Regions from separate parts of the Homo sapiens genome. Here region 2 is linked to region 1. Evidence: chromatin loops called from intact Hi-C (ENCODE). Cell type or tissue: HepG2. All regions are shown on one strand. Links, peaks and the distances in the headings refer to the core of each region. The heading gives the core; the rest is flanking DNA.

Region 1 (9,056 bases), core at 619-8,618:
TCCAGCCTGGGCAGCAAGAGCAAAACTCCATCTCAAAAAAAAAAAAAGAAAATATTAGCCGGGCATGGTGGCACACACCTGTAGTCCCAGCTACTCGGCAGGCTGAGGCAGGAGAATCACCTCAACTCGGGAGGCGGAGGTTGCAGTGAGCCGAGATCGCACCACTGCACTGCAGCCTGGGCAATAGAGTGAGACTCCATCTCAAAAAAAAGAAAAAGTACGTAATATTTTATGAAACCTTTGTCTTAGTTTTACCTTTAGAAGTATGTGTGAACTGGTTTATGATATGAAATCACAGTTTAAAAACAAAAAAAAGAACAACCATTGGGGAAGTATAGTCCCTTGGAAAATAAGTCCTCAAAATCAAAGTAGGGAGTGTACGGGTCAAAAAAGTTTGGAAAGTCTACGAACCAATTTGCCTTTTTGAGATTCAAAACTCATATTAGTTTGTTAAAGGCCTTATAAAGTCTCACCGTGAAGAAATCTGTGTAACTCCACTTTTTCCAATGATTGGCTGCAGAACTTTTTGCTGTATTCCAAGGATTACATCTATTCACATGCCCCAGTACAGATGTCGAGAGAAGCCACTATCATCTGTGCCATCACAGTCTCTGAATTCTACTGGCAAATTATAATCTCTGAGAGAGCTAATTTTTGTCCCTGAGTTTTAACTACTGCAGTCTAACCCAGATTGTTAGCAAGAGGGGACAATGGTGCATGTGTGTAGAGAAGTATAGACCATTGACAGTAAGGAAATAACAGCACCTGTGGATTTGCTCAGTTTTAGTCTGGTGTTTAGAATTAAATTGCTCCACTATGTCTTGCTTTTGCTCTCTCATTTAAATCCCAGAGTTTCTTCCAAGTCTGTGGCTAAGACTTCTCAAGCTTCCTCCAATCTCAGCATGCTAATCTGGAGTCAGAGTGCAAGATCCCAGGGTCTTCCTTTGATGATACTTCCTGTAGCTCCACTAGTGTTACATTAAGAAGACTGAAGTCCAAAGTCCTGGCCAGGTGCAGTGGCTCATGCCTGTAATCCCAGCATTTTGGGAGGCCAAGGCTGGTGGATGACTTGAGCCCAGGGGTTCAATACCAGCCTGGGCAACAGGGGGAGGATACCTTGTCTCTACAAAAACACAAAAATTACTTAGGCTGCACTCCATCTTGGGCAACAGTCACTCTCGTGTGTGCACGCACGCACACACACACACCAGTCCAAAATCCTAACATCTGGGAATGACACAGTAACCATCTAGCCTGAGATATTATAACCCTGGGAAGTTAGTGAACTCCTCTGTGTCTGCAGTTCCTATATCTAAAATAAGGAAGTTGGACATAGATTTTGGAGATCCTCTCCTGCATCAATATTTGGGCTTTTATCTGATGTTCTTGAAACTTCTTTCCTCATTCTCTTGGCTTTCCTCTCTTCCCCCTTTCTTTATTTACTTTCTAAAGTTGTTTTTTTTTTTTTTTTTTTTTTTTTTTGAGGATCTGCTTTTTACCAAGCATTGTATCAATTGCTGGAGATACAACAGTGAGCAAATTATTTTTACATTCTGTTCCCAGTAACCACCTGTTTGGACAAAACGGTGATTCCTTTAGATCAGGCCATTCTTTTACATGATCACTATCATTATCACAGAAAACATTTCCTCATTTCAGAGAAACATGTAATCTGCTCAAAAAAATAAATCTATGCCAGGCACAGTGGCTCATGCCTATAATCCCAACACTTTGGGAGGCCAAGGGGGGTGGATCATTTGAGGTCAGGAGTTCAAGACCAGCCTGGCCAACATGGCAAAACCCTATCTCTAGTAAAAAAAAAAAAACAAAAATTAGCTGGGCATGGTGGTGGGCACCTGTAATCCCAGCTACTCAGAAGGCTGAGGCAGGAGAGTTGCTTGAACCCGGGAGGTGGATGTTGCAGTGAGCCGAGATCACACCACTGCACTCTAGCCTGGGCAACAGAGCAAGACTCCATCTCAAAATAAATAAAAGAATAAATAAATAAATATATGACTCATATTGACATTAGAAAACAGATCATGCCAGTTTCCTGTTATGGATGCTTCCTCCGATAACATTCTCCTTTCCCTCTTGGAGAAAAAACATGACATCATTTATTGCTGCCAATATCCAACAATAGCTGGTCAACATTCACTATGTATTCATGCTTGGAGTAGGTCTTATCCAGTGGAATTCTGTTCAGGCAAGAATCACTTCTGAGCTGGCAGATTGCTTCAAAGTTGAGTTAAATGAAAGTAGTAAGTGGGAGCTAAACACAGAATACACATGGACACAAAAAATGGAACTACAGACACTGGGGCCTGCTTTAGGGCAGAGAGTGGGAGGAGGGTGAGGACTGAAAAAGTGCCTATCAGATAGCATGCTTATTACCTGGGTGATGAAATAATCTGTACTCCAAACCCCTGAGACATGCAATGTACCCATATAACTAACCTGCATATGTACCCTTGACACTAAAATGAAAGTTAAAATAAATAAAAAAGAGAGTGGCTACTGATGCTAATGAAATTGATCCTTGAAAAAGGTGAAGTATCCATGTGAAGCCAGTATATCAAATATACTGAGAAGGTGGATACAAAATTAAAGGTCCCATAAAACTTTAGCGTCATATTCTGCAAGTTTGCTTTTTTTTTTTTTTTTTTTTTTTTTGAGACAGAGTCTCACTCTGTCACCCAGGCTGGAGTGCAGTGGCATGATCTCAGCTCACTGCAGCCTCTGCCTCCTGAGTTCAAGCGATTCTCCTGCCTCAGCCTCCCGATGTTGGAAACAGTGAGTTCCTCTTCAAAGGTTCTGCTTGTCCTCTATTTTCAGAGCCTAATTTCCTTGCCTCCTTGCCACTAGTTATGGTAAACAATTTTCAGCTGTTCCCAATCTGTAACCCACATCCATTCCCAATCTGTAATCCACATCTGTTCCCAATCTGTAACCCACAGCCATTCCCAATCTGTAACAACCCACACCTGTTCCTTATTTGGCACCCTTAGTTCCGAAACTGCTCTTTCCTCTGCTGTAGCTCCCACCCCTGTTCCATTTTGAAGTAGCCAAATGGGATCAGCTTAGATTGTGTGGTCCCACCCCAGCCAATGCAGACTGGACACAGTAGTAGGGACTGACTGTGTTAGGGATAAAAACCCATTCCCTTCTTCATTTGGTGTATTCTTGCAGTGACCAGAAGAACGAGCAGCGCTTCTGCAGAGGTAAATTTGCCTTGCTGAGAAATCCTTCATTTGAGTGCTCATTTTCTTTGTGACTCCGAGCTCTTATTTCCCGGGCTCATCTGGGATTCCCATTCTCCTCTGGGAAAGGGTCTTCAGTCCCCTCCCATGAGGAGAAGCATCCCACTGCCTTGTTGTGGTGGCCTCAGGGTAAGGAATTGGGCCCTACCCGGTGTGATGAATAAATCTGGACACTCAGCAATGTGGGCAGAAAGGATCCTCACATACTGCAGCAACCAGGTAACTCTGTGCACAGACCAAGGTAAGAAACGTCGTGGGGGGCGACACAGTATTTCCTTGGTGGTCGGGATAAAGGCAAGAAATCTCCAGTAAGGGAGGTTGAGCCTTTAGAGAAAGGAAAGGCAAGAAATCTCCAGTAAGGGGGGTTGAGCCTTTAGAGAAAGGAAAGGTAAGAAATCTCTAGGATGAGGGATTGGGCCTCAGGTCAAATCTCCAGGATGGGAAACCCCCAGTCTTCCTTTATCCCCTAAAAACTACAGGAAGTAAGTCAGAAACCAACTCCTCAGAAAAGAATAGGGTCCTTACCTCCAAACAGTCCACCAGAGTATGGGATCCTGTAGACCACCTTCCCCTGCTTAATGCCCCTGATCCTAACTTCCCTCCCCCTCAGACAGCCACTACTGCCCCAGATCCTTCCCTTACTCACGTTGTTCCTCCTCCTTATGACCCTGACTTTTGGGAACTATCATTGCATGAGCCTGCTCCTAAGTACCCTTCCCTAAAAGGATTTCAACGTGAGGTAGAGCAATGTAAAAAGGATATTCAGAACTTCCCTTTCCCCTCTACCTCTAGGGAATCAGCTCCAACATTCCTCCCCTTAAGAGAGGTGCCCATAGGAGGGGGAGCCATTGGCTTTGTGAATGTCCCTTTAACCAGCTCAGAAGTTTGAAATTTGAAAAAAAAGTCAAGCCACTGTTAGATGACCCTTATGGAGTGGCAGATAAAATTGACCAATTTTTAGGACTCCAATTATATACTTGGGCTGAATTAATGTCCATCATGGGCATCCTCTTTTCAGGGGAAGAAAGGAGAATAATCTGTAGAGCTGCTATGGTAATTTGGGAACACGAACATTCTCACATCAAAATGTTCCCGCCGCAGACCAAAAATTATCCGCCTAAGACCCCCAGTGGGACAATAACAATGCAGCTCACTGGGAAAATATGAAGATCCCCTTGGGCAGGGAATGCTAAAGACAAAAGATAGAGAATTGAAAAGACCGTCCCATGAATGAACTCCTTAGGGAAGCTCAGAAAGTATACGTAAGCAAAAACAAAAAGCAAGTATTATGTTATCCACCTTCCAGCAGGGGGCTCCAAAGGATAAGGCCCACTGAAATTACTCTCCATTGGCCTCCTTAACCATTTCGGATAAAAAGGCTTACAGGTTTCAAAGGGAAAACTCCAATTTGTAGAGCCTGAAGTTAAATACTTAGGGCACTTAATAAGTAAGGACAAACGAAGGATAGGACCTGAGCGAGTTGAAGGAATTGTATCCCTAACTTTGCCTAAAACTAAGCAGGAACTCCTAGAAAAGCCATTTTACCTCTTTGTTAATGTAAACAAGGGGGTAGCTTTAGGGGTACTTACCCAAGAACATGGGGGCCACTGGCAACCTGTAGCCTTTCTATCAAAGGTTTTAGACCCCGTAACCTGTGGATGGCCCGAATGTGTTCAATCTATTGCAGCCACTGCTTTGTTAACTGAAGAAAGCAGAAAGCTAATTTTTGGGGGAATTTTGGTTGTAAGCACACTCCATCAAGTTAGAGCTATTTTAAACCAGAAAGCAGGATGGTGGCTCACTGACTCAAGGATTTTAGCGTATGAAGCTATCCTATTAGAAAGAGATGATTTAACACTAACCACTGATAACTCACTTAACTCAGCAGGTTTTCTAACAGGAAATCCAAATCTAAAAGGACCTGAGCATCAGTGTTTAGATTTAATTGATTATCACACAAAAGTCAGGCCCAATTTAAGAGAGACCCCTTTCAAAACAGGACAGCATTTATTTATAGATGGCCCTTCCTGGGTAATTGAAGGAAAGAGACATAATGGGTATTCAGTAGTTGATGGGGAAGCTCTTGCAGAAATATAGTCAGGAAGATTGGCTAACAATTCGTCCACCCAAACTTGTGAATTGTTTGCATTAAATCAGGCTTTGAAACACTTGCAAAACCAGGAAGGGACTATTTATACTGATTCCAAGTATGCCTTGGAGGCGGGGTAGCTCACACCTGTGGAAAATTTGGACTGAACGAGGTCTCAATAGCAAAGGCCAAGACCTTGTCCACAAGCAATTAATCACTCAAGTATTAGATAACCTCCAGCTGCCAGAAGAGACAGCTATTGTCCATATCCCAGGACACCAAAAAGGTCTTTCTTTTGAAAGTCGAGGGAATAACCTTGCAGATCAAATAGCCAAACAAGCTGCCATTTCCTCTGAAACACCCACTTTTCACCTAATCCCTTGTCTTCCTCCCCTGACCAGTCCCCATCTTCTCTTCCACTGAAAGGGAGAAATCAATGAAAATAGGTGCCAAAGAAAATTCAGAAGGGAAATGGGTGCTACCAGACCAAAGATAAATGTTATCCAAACCCCTCATGAGAGAAGTCTTATCTCACTTGCATCAAAACGGGACCTCAAGCTATGTGTGATGCAGTTCTCAGGGTTTATGGATGTATAAGAATTTATACTCTGGCAAGACAAGTTACAGATAGTTGCCTAATATGCAAAAAGACTAATAAGTAGACCCTTAGAAAACCACCCCTTGGTGAAGAAGTCCAGGATTAAGACCATTCCAAAGTGTCCAAGTTGATTACACTGAAATGCCCTCATTCATTCGCCTAAAGTGCTTATTAGTGATAGTAGATCACCTTACTCACTGGGTGGAAGCTATTCCCTTTTCAAGTGCAACTTAATAATGTAGTCAAAGCATTGATTGAAAATATTATACCCAGGTATGGACTAACAGAAAATATTGGTTCAGATAATGGGACTTATTTCACTGTGCATGTCATTAAGAAATTAACCCAAGCACTAGACATAACATGGGAATACCATACTCCCTGGCACCCACCTTCATTGGGGAAGAGTGGAGAAAATAGAGTCACTTAACCAAATTAGTCTTAAAAGACTCAGTTGCCATGGACTAGATGCCTACTCATTGCCTTGTTAAGAATCTGAACTGCCCCTCAGAAAGATGTTGGTTTATCCCCTTATGAGATGCTATATGGGCTGCCCTATTTACACTCCACTGCTGACATTCCTATGTTTGAAACAAAAGATCAGTTTCTCAGAAATTATATACTCGGTCTATCTTCCACTTTCTCTTCTCTCAGAACTAAAGGTCTTTTAGCACAGGTGCCACCCTTAGAGTTCCCAGCACACCAGCATCAGCCTGGGGGTTATGTCCTCATCAAAAGTTGGAAAGAAGGAAAACTAGAACCAGCTTGGGAAGCACCCTACCTAGTGCTTGTAACCACTGAGACTGCAGTCCAAACAGCAGAAAGAGGATGGACTCATCATACCCAAGTCAAGAAGGTGTCACCACTTCCAGAGTCATGGGCCATTGTTCCGGAGGAGAGTCCTACCAAACTAAAGCTAATAACAATTTAACCCTCCTATACCTCCTTTATCCCTTCCATACCCAGTGACCACTTGGATGGTCTTCCATTCGACAGGGCATGAGCTTTATGGTAGCTCTCTTCCAAGACCCCACAGCCTGGGGTAATGAATTCTGCTGATCTCTTTCTCTGCTACTCCCTAAAGTCTGACACCCTGTGGGTCAGCCTCCGAGGGCCATCCAGCCTCTGTCTCCTGATGCCAATTTTACCTCCTGTCTCTCATGACAGGAGGAAAACTTAGCATTCCTTGGAGACGTAATGGGATGCAGTGAGCTTAACCCCTTCCAAGAGCTTACCAACCAGTCTGTCCTGTCCTTATTCCATCCCTAATAACATAGCCCCCAGTGGAACAATTACAAAGGCATTACAAGGCCTTACCTCTTGCAATTGTTATAGGTGTACTTATTCTTGTAGGATGCTGCATCATACCCTGTATTCATGGATTGGTGCAGAGACTTATAGAAACAGCTCTCACCAAAACCTTTAATTCTCCCCCACCTTACTCAGATAAACTCCTACTTTTAGAAAACCAAGCAGAACAGCAGAGTCAAGACATGTTAAAGAGTTTGAAGAGGAAGAATTATGAAAATCAAGAGGGGGAAGTAGTAGGAAACATTGAGTTCCTCTTCAAAGATCCATTGTCCTCTATTTTCAAAGCCTATCTTCCTTGCCTCCTTGCCCCTAGTTATGGTAAAAAATTTCCAGCCATTCCCAATCTGTAATCCACATCCATTCCCAATCTGTAACCCACATCCGTTCCCAATCTGTAACAATCCACATCTGTGCATTACTTGGCACCCTTAGTTCCGAAACTGCTCTTCCCACCGCTGTAGCTCCCACCCCTGCTCCATTTTTATGTGGCCAATCAGAATCAGCTTAGGTTGTGCAGTCTGACCCCAGCCAATGGGGACTGGACACAGTAGTAGGGACTGACTGTGTTAGGGATAAAAACCCATTCCCTTCTTTGTTCAGTGTGCTCTTGCAGTGACAAGAATGAGCAGCACCCTTCTGCAGAAGCACATTTGCCTTGCTGAGAAATCCTTTATTTGAATGCTCATTTTCTTTACAACTCTGAGCTCTTATTTCCAACACTGAGTAGCTGGGATTACTGGCATGTGCCACCATGTCCAGTGAATTTTTGTATTTTTAGTAGAGATGGGGTTTCACAATCATGGCAAGGCTGGTCTTGAACTCCTGACCTCAAGCGATCTCCCCACCTTGGCCTCCCAAAGTGCTGGGATTACAGGCATAAGCCACCAAGCCCAGCCTGTTTGTTTAAGAGACAGTGTCTTACTCTATCACTCAGGCTGTGGTACAGTGGCACATTATAGCTCATTGCAGCCTCAAACTCCTGGGCCCAAGAAACTTCCCATCTCAGTCTCATGAGTAGCTAGGACTATGGGTGCAAGCCATCACAACTGGTTAATTTAAATTTTTTTTTTTTTTTTGGCAGAGACAGGGTCTCACTATGTTGCCCATCCTGGCAGTGGACTTTGGGCCTCAAGTGATCCTCTTGTCTCAGCTTTCCAAAGCACTGGGGTTCCAGGTTTGAGCCACAGTGGCTGGCCTTGTTCTGCAAGTTTTCTTAAAAACAAAAATAGGCCGGGTGCAGTGGCTCATGCCTGTAATCCCAGCACTTTGGGAGGCTGAGGCAGGTGCATCACAATGTTAGGAGTTCGAGACCAGCCTGGCCAATATGGTGAAACCCTGTCTCTACTAAAAATACAAACATTAGCCGCATGTGGTGGCAGCTGCCTGTAGTCCCAACCACTTGGGAGACTGAGGCAGAAGAATCGCTTGAACCCGGGAGGCAGAGGTTGCAGTGAGCCAAGATTGTGCCACCGCACTCTAGCCTGGGTGACAGAATGAGATTCCATCTCAAAAAATAAATAATATAGAAAAGCTGGCATGTTTTGTTTGGTTAGATTTTTGGTTTTTTATTTTATTTACTTTTTTTTTTTTTTTTTGAGATGGATTCTCATTCTGTTGCCAGGCTGGAGTGTAGTAGCACAATCTCAGCTCACTGCAACCTCCACCTCCTGGGTTCAAGGGATTCTCCTGTCTCAGCCTCCAGAGTAGGTGGGACTACAGGCATGTGCCACCATGCCCAGCTCATTTTTTTGTATTTTTAGTGGAGATGGGGTTTCACCATGTTGGCCAGGATGGTCTA
Region 2 (9,056 bases), core at 612-8,611, 47 kb after region 1:
TAGTGTGATCTCAGCTCTCATTGCCCAGGCTGGAGTACAATGGTGTGGTCTCGGCTCAGTGCAACCTCTGCCTCCCGGGTTCAAGCGATTCTCCTGCCTCAGCCTCCAGAGTAGCTGGGATTACAGGCACGTGCCACCATGCCCGGCTAATTTTGTATTTTTAGTAGAGACGGGGTTTCACCACGTTGGCCAGGCTGGTCTTGAACTCCTGACCTCTGGTGATCCGCCCGCCTTGACCTACCAAAGTGCTGGGATTACAGGTGTGAGCCACTGCGCCCAGCTATGAAGCAACTTTAAGGAAAATACTTGTCCAATATGTTCCTAAGGATATCAGAAATGCACCATAGTTTTTTTGTTTGTTTGTTTGTTTCTCTGCTGCATAATTAGACTGACTGGGAAGTTTAGGGAGAGAGGCTGGTATGTTTATTTAAGTTAGAAAACATAACAGTTATAGAAGAATGCAGATAATACAAGAAACATCCACCTCCCCACTACCCAGAACTAACAAATATTAACCCTCCATCATATTTGCTTTTTATCTTTTCTTTTAAAAAAAAAATCAAACGTTATAGGACAGACTTCCCAGGTTGAAGTTTTCTTTCTACCTTATCTTAGTCTCTTTTCTTTCCTTCCTTTTATAGGCAACCACTATCATAGAATTTGCATGTACCATTTTTTTTTTTTGAAAGGGAGTCTCTGTCGCCCAGGCTGGAGTGCAGTGGCGCAATCTTGGCTCACTGCAACTTCTGCCTCCTGGTTTCAAGTGATTCTCTTGCCTCAGCCTTCCAAATAGCTGGGAATACAGGCGCTTGCCACCATGCCTGGCTAATTTTTGTATTTTAGTAGAGATGGGGGTTTCACCTTGTTGGCCAGGCTGGTCTCGAACTCCTGACCTCAAGTGTTCCGCCCGCTTCAGCCTCCCAAAAGTGCTGGGATTACAACAGTGAGACACCATGCCCGGCTGCATGTATACTTTTTGTGTATCTATATTTATGTTTACAATATAAATACACATTTGTACCACATACAGTATTTTAAAAACGTTTTTGAGTCTTTTTTTTTAGTAAAAAATGTTAGAAATCAATAGAACACATAGGAAATGTAGAAAAGTTTGTATGCATATAACTTTATTTAAAATATACGCAGGCCTTGATTTTGGTATAAGGCATTTTCCATTGAGAAGAATGTGTCATTCTTTATTTGTAGGTACCCAGACCACTTTCCCAAAGTTGCCTCTTATTTGTATGTGATAATAACCCATGGTGCAGGTGAAATAGGTGATGTTGTATCTGCTGCTGCTGCTATACCGCCTTCATTATGTATTGTTGAGCATGGTGCTCAGTGCTTTGCAATTACTGTCTAACAATAGTTCACCTAAATCACTAAAATGATCCCGTGAAGTAGATAGTAATCACATGTGCAGATGAAGAATTTGAAGCACAGAAGGGTTAAGTTGTTCAGGGTAACCCAGTTGATAAGTAATGGGTTGGGATTTAAATCAAGGTCCAACTCCAAAAGCTGGGTCCTCAATCATTATAATGGACTCCTTTTTTTTTTTTTTTTTTTTGAGACGGAGTCTCGCTCTGTTGCCCAGGCTGGAGTGCAGTGGCACGATCTCAGCTCACTGCCAGCTCCGCCCGCCGGGTTCACACCATTCTCCTGCTTCAGCCTCCCAAGTAGCTGGGACTATAGGTGCCCACCACCACGCCCGGCTAATTTTTTATGTTTTTAGTAGAGACAGGGTTTCACCGTGTTAGCCAGGATGGTCTCGGTCTCCTGACCTCGTGATCTGCCCGCCTTGGCCTCCCAAAGTGCTGGGATTACAGGTGTGAGCCACTGCGCCCGGCTTTTTTTTTTTTTTTTTTTTTTTGAGACGGAGTCTCACTCTGTCGCCCAGGCTGGAATGCAGTGGCGCAATCTTGGCTCACTGCAACCCTCCGCCTTGGCTCACTGCAGCCTCCGCATTCAAGTGATTCTCCTGCCTCAGCGTCCCCAGTAGCTGGGATTACAGGCGCCCGCCACCATGCCTGGCTACTTTTTGTATTTTTAGTAGAGACGAGGTTTCACTATGTTGGCCAGGCTGGTCTCGAACTCCTGACCTCAGGTGATCCACCCACCTCTACCTACTAAAGTGCTGGGATTACAGGCGTGAGCCACTGTGCCCAGCCCTGTAATGGACTGCTTTTAATGCTACTGTGGAACATTTTGTCTGATTATGTGAAAAAATATGCTCACATTTTGTTCTGTGGACTGTGGACACTGTCTTCTTGCTGTAATTGCCTCAGAACCTATTCCCTGTCCTGAATCTCTGAACTACTTACTGGTTATAAATTGTATAGGCTGAAACAAGGACTATAGGACGGTGGAGGCAGGAAGTATTAGGGTGGTAAAAGGGATCTGGACATTGTTTTTTTGTTGTTGTTGTTGTTTTTTTTTTTTTGGAGACCAAGTCTCACTCTGTCACCCAAGCTAGAGTGCAGCAGTGCAATCTCGGCTCGCTGCAACCTCCGCCTCCCGGATTCAAGCAATTCTCCTGCCTCAGCCTCCTGAGTAGCTGGGATTACAGGCACCCGCCACCATACCCAGCTAATTTTTTGTATTTTTACTAGAGACAAGGTTTTGCCATGTTGGCCAGGCTTGTCTCCAACTCCTGACTTCAAGCTGTCTGTCTCGGCCTCCCAAAGTGCTGTGATTATAGGCGTGAGCCACCGCGCCTGGCCAGAGTTTTTTTTTTAAGTAGACTCTATTTTTAAGACCAGTTTTAGATTAATGGCAAATTTGAGCAGAAAGTACAGAGAGTTTCTACATACCTCTTGGCCCTGCACATGCACAGCCTCCACCACAGCATCGTGCACTGGTGTGGGCATTGATTTTTATGAGAGTGAAAAAGAGGCTAAGAATGCAGGCCGACTAGGGAAAGAAGAAGGAAGCCCAAGTGCAACATTTTAACTCCCCTTTCTTTTTCCTTTTACTGTTTCTAGTGTTAATACCATAGACCTTACGCTGCCTTGGACCAGCTTTAGTGTGAGGTGAGAATAAGGGAAGTGGTATGGATAGTAGTTGGTTTCTGGCAACTCCAAACATAGGAAAGGAGAGGACCTACAGTAGGAAAGCTGAGCAGTAGTGAGAGGGGAAGGAATCCTGTGGTTAATAAACTGTCTAGCTAGCCCTTTTGGTATATGAGGGAATGTTGTCAACCATTTATATTTCTGGAAGAACGTTCCACTTGGAATTGCTGGCTTCTGCTTTGTACATCCTTTTTGTTTGTAAACCATCAGCCCAATTTTGGGTTATTATGCATTGTATAGAATTAATTTCAAGTTTTTTTCTTTTTTTCTTTAAAGTTCACATGAGAGATCCTAATAATCAACTTCACGTAATTAAAAATTTGAAGATAGCAGTAAGCAACATTGTCACCCAGCCACCTCAGCCTGGAGCCATCCGGAAGCTTTTGAATGATGTTGTTTCTGGCAGTCAGCCTGCAGAAGGATTAGTAGCTAATGTGATTACAGCAGGAGATTATGACCTTAACATCAGTGGTATGTAACAAGGTTTATTGTTATTTTTTGAGTGAAATTTCGTTTTGTTAGAAAAAGCGATTCTATGACTTGGGAGATGATCAACATGTATTTAAGAGTTTACTAAGTGCTAGGGCCTGAGAATACAATGTTGAAAACAGTCCTAGGAACTTTGCCTGTTTATTATTTTAGGACCTAAAGTAGTATCTAGAACATATGCATAATAAATATTTGTTGAATGAAAGAACTAACAGTAAATTAAAAAATTCTTTTGTGACATAAGTAATATTATAATTAAATAAGCATTAAGTTTATTGTATTTTTATCTTGCTTGGTGTTAAGTGGAGGAAATGTTTATAAAATGCGTAAATATGTAATCTGTTGTGAGTACGTCTTTAACTTGAATGGTAAATGTTTTCATAACAAGATTGGTAGGTAAAATCATATATGTACATATGTATTTTATTTTTTAAATTAAATTTTTATAGAGATAGGGGGTCTCATTATGTTCCCCAGGCTGGTCTTAAACTCCTGACCTCAAGTGATCCTCCTGTGTTTTATTTTTTAAGTTAAATTTTTATAGAGATAGGGAGTCTCATTATGTTCCCCAGGCTGGTGTTAAACTCCTGACCTCAAGTGATCCTCCTGCTTAGCTTCCCAAGTGCTGGGATTACAGGTGTGAGCCACTGTTCCCAGCCTGAAATTATATATTAATATGTAAAGTGAATTAGAAGTATTTGGTCTAACTGTTTTCCAATATTAAAAAGTCTTAATTGACATGGGGTAGATATTTTAGAGGGAAAATATTCAAAGTACATCATCAAATTAACATATTTCAGCAGTCTAATAAAGTAATCTTTTTAGGCCAGGATAGTTTATAATCTAATACTTTAATACTTCCTAATATCATATTTAAAGATTTTCCTAAGCAGCCAGGCGTGGTGGCTTACCCCTGTAATCCCAGCACTTTGGGAGGCCGAGGCAGGCGGATCACTTGAGGTCAGGAGTTCAAGACCAGCCTGACCAACATAGTGAAACCCCGTCTCTACTAAAAATACAAAAATTAGCTGGGTGTGGTGGCAGGTGCCTGTAATCCCAGCTACTTGGGAGGCCAAGGCAGAAGAATCGCTTGAACCCGGGAGGCAGAGGTTGCAGTGAGCCAAGATGGCACCATGGCACTCCAGCCTGGGCAACAGAGCGAGACTCTGTTTAAAAAAAAAAAAAAAAGTTTTTCCTAAACATACGCAGAGAATTTGAAACAGGCATATGTTAGGTCACCAAGTTAGTTGTTGCTCTTGTATAGTTAAAAATATTTGTAGAATTATTTCGTTTAAGTGTTCTGTATTTTTTTCTTTTTTCTTTGCCTTTAGTTTTAATTCCAGCAAGATGAGTCAACTTGATAATTTTAAGTTGAGAATATTATGGTTATCTTTACCAGTCAAAAAAATCTGAATTTCTTAACAGTTCCTAGCATGTTTTCAATATGAAGCAAAAATTTGGGTATTTCTTGGAGAAAGGAATAGAATTTGAACTGTTATTTTTCTCTCATCAGTGTTGTAGTGTGAAGGGCAATGAATCAAATGCCAGAGTGTCCAAGTTTTTGTACTACCATAGTCATTAGTTAATTAGATAACCTGAATAAGTCACTTAGTGTTTCTTTTTATTTTTATTTATAGTATTTTTTGTGACAGGGTCTCACTCTGTCAACCAGGCTGGAGTGCAGTGGTGCTATCACAGTTCACTGTAGCCTCAACCTCCCTGGGCTCAGGTGATCCTCTCACCTCAGCCTACCAACTATGCCAGGCTAATATGTTTTTTTAAAAGAGACAAGGTCTCTCTCTGTCACACAGGCTGGAGTGTAGTGGTGTAATCATTGCTCATTGCAGCCTTGAACTCCTGGACTTATGCAATCTTCTCACCTCAGCCTCCCAAGTAATTAGGACTATAGCTGCACACCACCATGCTTGGCTAATTTTTAAATTTTTTTGTAGAGACAGGGTCTCACTATGTTCAAGTGATCCTCTCACCCTGGCCTCTCAAAGTGTTGAGATTACAGGCATGAGCCACCATGCCCAGCCAAGTCACTTAGTGTTTCTGAGACTCTGTTTCCACCTCTGAAAACAGGAGTTTGGCTGGATTCTTTTCTTTTTTTTTTTTTCACTTTTTTTGAGACGGAGTCTCACTCTGTCACCCAGGCTGGAGTGTGGTGGCATGATCTCGGCTCACTGAAACCTCCACCTCCCGGGTTCGAGAGATTCTCCTGCCTCAGCCTCCCGAGTATCTGGGATTACAGGTGCCCACCACCACGCCCAGCTAATTTTTTGTATTTTTAGAGGTGATGGAGTTTCATCATGTTGGCCAGGCTGGTTTCGAACTCCTGACCTCAACTGATCCACCTGCCTCAGCCTCCCAAAGTGCTGGGATTACAGGCGTGAGCCACCACTCCTGGCCTGGCTGGATTCTTTCTTAAGGCCTCTCGTAGACCTTTATATGTGATTCTGTTTTGCAGGATCTTAACAAGTTTGTTAGCCATGCAACAAATATTTATTGATTTCTGCTGTGTGCTTTGTATTGAGATGCAGAGATGAATAACACATGCTTTAAAGTTTATAATCTGGTAGGGAGACAAACGTGTTAATCAGTAATCATAGTAAGGTCTAATTTATAATACGTTAATATCAACAATACATTGTAATAGAGCTGTGGCATACCTGGTATGCCAAAAGTGCTAAAGGGGCACAGAGAGGGATTACCTATCATATTTAAAAAACAAAAATATCTTTTTGTCTTATATTTATTTCTTTTATTTTTTTTTCTTATTTTTAAGAGACAGGGTCTTACTCTATCACCCTAAGGCTGGTGTGCAGTGGTATGATCATAGCCCACTGTAACCTTGAACTCTTGAGCTCAAGGGGTCATCCCATCTCAGCCTCCTGAGTAGGTGGGACTATAGGTGTGTACTATGCTTGGTTAATTAAAATCTGTGTGTGTGTGTGTGTGTGTGTGTGTGTGTAGAGATAAGGTCTCGCTGTGTTTATTAGCAGGCTGGTGTTGAACTTCTGGCCTCAAGCGATCCTCGTACCTTGGCCTCCCAAAGTGCTGGGATTACAGTTGTGAGCCACTGTGCCTGGCCTATGTATTTTTTATTTTATTTAATTTTAATTTTATTTTATTTTATTTTATTTTATTTTTTTTAGTCGGAGTCTCACTCTTTTGCCCAGGCTGGAGTGTAGTGGCACGATCTTGGCTCACTGCAACCTCTTCCCCCTGGGTTCACACGATTCTTCTGCCCCAGCCTCCTGAGTTTCTGGGACTACAGGTGTGCACCACCACACCCGGCTAATTTTTGTATTTTTAATAAGAGACGGGGTTTCACCATGTTGGCCACGTTTGTCTAAAACTCCTGACCTCAAGTGATCTGCCTGCTTTGGCCTCCCAGAGTGCTGGGATTACAAGCATGAGTGACCAGGTCCACTCATTTGCTATGTTGCCTAGGCTGGTCTCAAACCACTGGCCTCAAGCAGCCACCTCTCAAAGTGCTGAGATGACAGGAATGAGTTCAGATGCTGACCAAAAGTATCTTTTTCATACTGCAAATATTTTGCTAACCTCCAAAGCCCATATACCTGTTACTTTTAATTTATTAAGGCCAGGCATAGTCGCTCAGGCCTCTAATCCCAGCGCTTTGGGAAGCTAAGGTGGGAGGATCACTTGAGGCCAGGAGTTCAAGACCAGCCTGGGTAACATATTGAGACCCCATCTGAAGAAAATTTTTTAAAAAAAATTAGCTGGTAGCTGGGCATGGTGGCTCACGCCTGTAATCCCAGCACTTTGGGAGGCTGAGACGGGTGGATCACTTGAGGTCAGGAATTCCAGACCAGCCTGGCCAACACAGTGAAACCCTGTCTCTACTAAAAATTCAAAAATTAGCCAGCAGCAGGCACCTGTAGTCCCAGCTACTTGGAAGGCTGTGGCAGGAGAATCGCTTGAACCTGGGAGGCAGAGGTTGCAGTCAGCCGAGATCACGCCACTGCACTCCAGCCTGGGCAACAGAGTGAGTCTCAAAAAAAAAAAATTAGTTGGGTGTGGTGGTGTATACCTGTAGTCCCAGCTACTCAGGAGGCTGAGGTGAGAAGATTGCTTGAGCCTGTGAAGTCAAGGGTGCAAAAAGCTGTGATTGCGCAACTGCACTCCAACCTAGGTGACAGAGCAAGACCCTGCCTCAAAAGAAAAATAAATTTATCAAAATGATATGTGTACATAGACAAAATGATAAAAAGACTTAAAGGAAAAAACAACAGTGATCTGTACCTTGCCCCACCAATTTCTGTAGTCTTTTCCTCGGGTATTGATTATGTGCTTCTAAGTAATATTTTTATATGGCTGTCTATGGCGTAATAAGTTTTAAATTTAAATAAGTTTTATTTATTGACTTCTCATTATCATTGATAAGGATTTGGCTTAATTACTGTCTATCCTTTCCACTCCATCTCATAGTTTTTGGTTAATATTCACTGCTTATAATATGACTAAATGTCATTCACTTCTTCACTGCTTAGCCAATTATTGGGCTTTCTGATACAGTATTTTGTGTTTTCAGGAGTTAGTAATTGTCTTTTTAAAAACATCTTGTGGTGGCTCACGCCTGTAATCCCAGCACTTTGGGAGGCTGAATCACCTGAGGTCAGGAGTTCAAGACCAGCCTGACTAAAATGGTGAAACCCTGTTTCTACTAAAAATACAGAAAATCAGCTGGGCGTGGTGGCACACTCCTGTAATCCCAGCTGCTTGAGGCGGAGGTTGCAGTAAGCCGAGATCCCACCGTTGCACTCCAGCTTGGACAACAAGAGCGAAACTCTGTCTCAAAAAAAAAAAAACCAAAACAAAACATCTTGCTCAGTTCTTTGTGTCTGTTGCTAGTTTCTCAGACTTCTTCAACTGTATTTTCTACTCGAGAGATTAATTTGTCAAATAACCCATTTATCAATGGCTCCTTCAAGAAATCTCTATTGTTACTGCATATATTCTCATTAAGGATGATATTCCTATGTGGTAAAAATTGGTCCTTGGGGGACAAAAAAATCTTAGCTATTACAGTGGTCTGTGGCTCTCCAAAGGGTCTCCATGCATAAATAGATACACAATACAATTGTGGTGTTATTTTAAAAAATACTTTAATCGGGGGAAAGGATTGATTAGAAAAAAGCTGTAAAACACAGAGAATATAATGAAATAAAAGCTGGGAAATGGTGTTCAATTTTATGTCGGACTGGTTGCTGTCCGAGGCCCACTCCACAGCTGTCATCCTGAGGATTTCCTTCCCTTCACTTCTCTGTAGTATTTCATTTATATATATTTTGTGTGTATTTCCTTAGTATGGTGAAGGACATCTCTAGTAGCTTCCTGAGAAAGGGTGCATGGAAAATAAAATTTTTGAGGAATGAATGTTGGAAAATGTTCTTATTTTATATACTTGATTGATGGTTTGACTGTGTACATTGTTAGTTATAAATCATTTCCCTCAGAATTGATCCACTT

The links. A loop is a pair of places that touch in the nucleus more often than their neighbours do. Peaks named below come from ENCODE experiments on the same cell type or tissue, not always from the same donor. Only the 100,000 strongest peaks of a DNase experiment are listed, where the experiment ranks them.
Region 2: it touches region 1 in a loop (3-fold over the local background); 5 of 110 quality-filtered maps call a loop at or near these places.

Annotation. Positions count from the first base shown.
Region 1 is chr18:31,972,982-31,982,037 of GRCh38, reverse strand. No RefSeq gene overlaps it. Among named protein-coding and RNA genes, the nearest start is that of TRAPPC8, 34 kb to the right of the region's middle. In HepG2, for the core only: a CTCF peak has its summit at 4,582 (motif pointing right); a DNase peak (open chromatin) is centred at 4,577; H3K27me3 peaks cover 378 bases.
Region 2 is chr18:31,925,812-31,934,867 of GRCh38, reverse strand. It overlaps TRAPPC8 (trafficking protein particle complex subunit 8), which reads left to right. Exons shown (of 29, transcript NM_014939.5): 2 at 3,345-3,539. Among named protein-coding and RNA genes, the nearest start is that of TRAPPC8, 13 kb to the left of the region's middle. In HepG2, for the core only: no CTCF peak of the experiment used is centred there; a DNase peak (open chromatin) is centred at 5,387.